Linked DNA regions of Homo sapiens: region 2 is linked to region 1. A link is an interaction called in ENCODE POLR2A ChIA-PET data of the cell type or tissue named here. Cell type or tissue: OCI-LY7. All regions are shown on one strand. Links, peaks and the distances in the headings refer to the core of each region. The heading gives the core; the rest is flanking DNA. Region 1 overlaps DENND1B (DENN domain containing 1B). Region 2 overlaps NEK7 (NIMA related kinase 7).

Region 1 (2,842 bases), core at 144-2,643:
AAGCATAGGGGTTTCGTGGAGACTGATTGGCCATCCTAAAGCCTTGGAGGAAAGTCTGCTGACAATTTTAGCTTCAGAAACTATCCAGCAATTACCTACTCTTAAGTAATTTGGAGCTGCACACCTTAAAATAGAGAAGCCCAACCCAGTTGTGGTGAAATGGGCATGGCTAATTTTAGTATGAAGTCACATATTGTTGGCTCCACCAGCCCTACTACTGTACTCCTGGTCTATCTGAACTGCAGCTGTGGTCAGGTTTGTCTATTGGCAAGGAGTGATCCTAGGTTGTAGGGAGCCTTTTCTAGTTGATGAAGTTATCTTTTATTGTCCTGTATGTAGTAAAGTTTGTCCATTTGCATTATTTTGAGCCCCAACCGGGTCCTCTTTGAAGAATGGATATATTAGGTAGAATGGATACTCAAATGGATACATTATGTTTTCAGCTCCAATTTAATTCTATTCTATAGTGGTTTATGATATAAGTTAATCTAAAAAATATCTACCACAACATTACCGAAGGTGCGTGAAGTAACGCTCATCTGATATTGCTTGTAAAGGCGTGGCACGGTGGCTCACGCCTATAATCCCAGCACTTTTGGAGGCCGAGGTGGACAGATCATCTGAGGCCAGGAGTTCGAGACCAGCCTGACCAATATGGTGAAACCCCATCTCTACTAAAAATACCAAAATTATGCAGGCATGGTGGCCTATGCCTGTGATCCCAGCTACTGGGGAGGCTGAGGCACGAGAATCAGTTGAACTGGGGTTGTGGAGGTTGCAGTGCGCCGAGATAGCACCACCACACTCCAGCCTTGGTGACCAAGTGAGACTCTGTCTCAAAAAAAAAAAAAAATCTATATAGATATATAGATATATTTATAGATACATATATTTATAGATATATATTTATAGATATATATTTATATATATTTATAGATATATATTTACATATATATTTATATATATATTTATAGATATATATTTATATATTTATAGATATATATTTATATATATTTATAGATATATATATTTATATATATTTATAGATATATATTTATATATTTATAGATATATATTTATAGATATGTATATTTATAGATATATATTTATAGATATATATTTATAGATATATATTTTTATATATATTTATAGATATATATACACACACACACACACAACAGGCTAATTTCACTTGGAAAATATGGATTCTCTAATTTTAAATGTGTATTAAAGTGATCTTGTTAAAAGATCAATTTGCCTTATATAACACCCAATCTATGCATGTGTCAGAGAGATTGTGGTCTTCTTATAAAGGCTTTTGAGTGGTTTACTCCCTTCTTCCTCTTTTTGCTCTTTTCCACTTTTCATGAGCTAGTTATTCCAGTTTGTATCTTCTACTTCTGCCCTGCTTTAATATTACACCTTGTCTTTTTGCTGTTGTTATTTAAATCACTACTTTTTAGAAACATCTTCATTTGTATTTTAACAGTTTATATCTAGCCTGGTAAAGTTGTAAATATGATAAATGGTTAAAGTAAATAATGTTGGCTTCTTTGTAGGTTGCAAATAATCCATTCTATATGGCTAAATGGCAGAAAATTCTAAAGATATTTTAAAAAACTAAACTCAGCCATGTAAGCAGCAGTAACCTTTCTTCTTTTATTATGACTTAAATAGTATGAATATGGCTAATATTTTAGGATCTAACAAGTAATAACTATAATCAGTAACTATAATAAATAACAAATGATAAATTAGTAGCTATAAATAATAAAATCAATAACTATAAGAGGGCTATAAAAGTAAATTTTTTTGCCAAATTGAGAGATTTATGTTTCTGTAATATTTTATCAATGTTCTACTTTACAGCTAAATCTTAAATAGAAAAATATATGAAAAATATTTTAAAAGTTATTGGAATCCTCATATTTAACTGTTAGTACCTATTTGTTTTAATGAGGCTCTGATATGTGCATTATCAGCTTGTTTAAGGTACGATAATTTTTTTTTTGCTAACATTAAATGATCATGGGTGAAATTCTTAAATAGTAATAGATTGGAAAACAAAATGTATAAATTAGGATGCTTTGGAGTACAAACATAAGATTGGTTTAAATAATAGAGAAACTAGAGAAACTTGATATAGTTCATACAAGAAGTCGTCAAACATCGATATAGTTCATACAAGAAGTCGTCAAACATCCAGGTGCTTTCTGCTTCTCATTTCTGCCACTCACAGTAATGGTGTCATTGGAGGGCTTAGATTTCTTGCGGTTATAAGACTGTCAGTGGAAGTTGGAACTCTGCTTTTTTGTTTGTGACTCTGGGGGTGACAGACACTGGCTTTACATGTCTCTATTTAGAGCCAGAAAGTTTCTTTTTTCAAATCCCCTAGAAAGCCTTTCCTTAGATCCTGGTAGCCTAAGTTGGCATGCACCTGACCACTCCTGAAATTATCATTGGTGGGGTAGAGGTAAAGGGGTTGGTGGCAAGACTATTGTGATTGATTTATTTAAATTGGCAATGAATAGATGTTGAGAAATCAATTAAAATGCTTTTGTTAAAGAACTTTTAGAATATATAATTTTTTGTTGACTGATCAAATAGAAAATGTATTTAGAGTAAATTTGGTTTATACTAAGATTGGTGACATTATGTTAAGGTATTTGGCATGCTTCTCTTGTTCATTTTTCATAGGTAAGTCTAAATGTTTTCATTTATCCTGAATAGCTTAGATAAGTATCTTCAGAGACAGGTTGTTAATTAAATTTTAGTTAACAGTGTGAAATGACATTAGCTTTTAAAATATAACTTGATAAAGCTCCTCTGGTAAGATTGTGAT
Region 2 (2,842 bases), core at 34-2,533, 460 kb before region 1:
TCCAACTGCTTACTGTGATTTTTTAAATTTAAACTTAAAAGGCCAGTCGTCATATGAGTGTCTACTCTTTTACGCATACTTTGTAATTATAAAGCATTTCATCCATTAATTCAGTATACATAGGCTGAAGGTAATTGCATGTCAGGCATTGCACAAGACTCAAAAATTGAAATATTTAATGACACACAGCCCTTACACTCCAGGAACTACATTTGCACTGATTCTACTCAACACCACGTGTTTCTAGGTTCTCTATAAATATTATTTTATGACCAAAATCTAAGACTCAAAAAACTAGCTTCCCTTTTAAATGGGATTAACTGATGGAACAACTAAAACACATCTTCACTTCATCATACTCTTTAAAAACCAATACAAATATTCTGGGCATGGTTCATTTGTATTACAAATTTCTTCCTCTACCCTGTGACTTGTCTTTCTAAAACCTTCCCAATGGTATCTTTCCATGAACTAATGAATAGAAATTCATAATTTTAATGTGGTCTAAGTATTTAAACTTTTTCTTTATGATTAATGCTTTGTGTACTATGTATGAATTATTTTTCTACTCTAAGTGCTCATATTATTTTCTAATGTAAGCTTTATTTTTTAACCTTTAATATTTAGATCTACAAACCATCTGGAATTAAGTTTTTTTATGATATAAGGCAAAGTCAATCTTTGTTTTTCTTTATGGATATCCAACTGACCTCAAATGATATATTGAAAAAATTATCCTTTACCACACTGCACTGCTGCTATGGTCATCTTTGTCATATACCAAATGATCATGTGTTTTTATATATATATATATATATATATATATATATATATACACACACACATACACGTATATACACACACACATATAGGTATCTGCACTTTCCTTGCTGTTGCACTGGCTATTTATTTGCACTAACAACAATAGTACACTATACAGTGTACTACTGCCCTACAGTGTACCTACTACACTGTACTATTACTACTCTATATAAAACTACAGTATTAATTACTATAGCTTATTATAAAGTCTTGATATTTACTTAATTACGTGTCTGATTTTAATACGAATTGTAAAATCGATCAGCCTATTTCGATTTTCTAAAAAAACACTGCTGGGATTTTGATTGGGATTACGTTGACCTTAAAGATCAATTTGGGGAGAATTGACATCTTAATAATATGGGGTCTTCAAACCCATGAACACAGACTATCTCATTTAAGTTTCTTTCAATAATGGCTTCCAGTTTCATTATACTGGTCTTTCACATCTTTTTTCAGATTATTTCCTAAGTGTTTTATATTTTTTGATACTACTGTAAATGGTGGGGTTTTTTAATTCAATTTTCTGATTGTTAGTATATAGGAATAAAACGTTTTTTGTATATTGACCCTGTATCTTGCAAAATTCCTAAACTTCCTTATTAGTCCAAGTAGCTTTTCTGTAGTTTTTTTGCCTTACTACAATAGATAGAACATCCAGTACAATGAATAGAAGTAGAGAGCAGACATCCTTTCCTTTTTCCTAATCTTAGGAAAAACGTATTAAATCTGTCACCAATAAGTATTATGTTAGCTATACATTTTTTATAGATGCCCTGATTTATCAGGTTGATAATTCCCTTCTATTGTTTGCTGGAAGTTTTTACAAAGAATAGATGTTAGATTTTTATTAAAAAATTTGTGTATCTTGAAATGATTACATGTTTTTTCTTTTTTAATCTGTTAAAATGTTGAATTATATTGATTCAATTTTGAATATTAAAGCAATATTCATTTGTGGGATGAACCCCACTTGGTCATGATAAATAATCATGTTTATGCAGTATTGGATTCAAGGTCGGGAGGAGGATGAAGGATAATCCTAGAAGTGAATCCAAATACCTTTTAGCATGAAATCCAATATTAAAATCAACATTTCATACCCGGTGTCCCACAGACAGTTTCACAAGATATTCCGTAAAGAAAAGAAAAAGTTTCCTGGTCAAAGACCCCTATGAAATAACATTTTTTATATGAATCTCTCTTGAAGAGTCATAGTGAATAGCACAGTAAAAGATCCAAGCAGGCCTGCAATTAGTAAAAGTTTCTTAAGTTTCGTTTCTTTGCTTTGCTTTCTTTGTGTGACATTTTAAAATATCCCACAGTCTGACTGATCCAAAGAAGACATTTTGAGAAATTCTGTACTAGGTTATAATAAAGTGGTTTTGCTATAGCTACTGATACGTGACAATGTCTAAGCAAATAAAACAATGAAAAAAGAAACATAAAACTCAAAGAAACTTAAAGTGTTTTACTCTAAAAATCTACATAAAGAACTCATTTCTACAGTATCCCATAAAGAAGGTCAAGGAGACTCTGCTCAGATATAAAATTCTGAATAAATTTCTCATATTGAATGTAAACTTAAAAAGAGTGAAAAAAGCCACAAACTGTGTTTTTCCTCTGCTTTCATACAACAATCACAATAAGACTTCTGTGACCAAATGTGTAAAGGTTTCTCTCCACACATCAAGCAAATAATCAGTTCTGCAGTGGACACCAGCTGGGTTTCCTCCAATTCAATTCCAACACTATCTTCCTGGAGATAGCAACAGATCCCACAGGTTAAGGGCTCAGTCCCACAAGACCACCGCCCCCTTTCCACCAGTCACAGTCCGAGCCTCTGGAATTTCTGACCAACCCACGTCAAGTTGGGGTTCCCCTGACCCCCTCTCTGGGTTTGATTTATTTGCCAGAGCGGCTCACAGACCTCAGGAGGGGAAATACGTTTACCAGTCTATTATAAAGAATATTACAAAGCATAAGGATAGAGAGATGCATGGGGCAAGTATGAGGGAAG

Evidence for each region. Peaks named below come from ENCODE experiments on the same cell type or tissue, not always from the same donor. Only the 100,000 strongest peaks of a DNase experiment are listed, where the experiment ranks them.
Region 2: POLR2A ChIA-PET joins it to region 1 with 5 read pairs; 2 of 35 experiments call an interaction of 5 or more read pairs at or near these places.

Annotation. Positions count from the first base shown.
Region 1 is chr1:197,768,926-197,771,767 of GRCh38, reverse strand. All of the region lies in intron 2 of DENND1B (DENN domain containing 1B), which reads left to right. Among named protein-coding and RNA genes, the nearest start is that of DENND1B, 5.1 kb to the left of the region's middle. In OCI-LY7, for the core only: no CTCF peak of the experiment used is centred there; a DNase peak (open chromatin) is centred at 1,287.
Region 2 is chr1:198,229,295-198,232,136 of GRCh38, reverse strand. All of the region lies in intron 1 of NEK7 (NIMA related kinase 7), which reads right to left. Among named protein-coding and RNA genes, the nearest start is that of NEK7, 74 kb to the right of the region's middle. In OCI-LY7, for the core only: no CTCF peak of the experiment used is centred there; no DNase peak of the experiment used is centred there.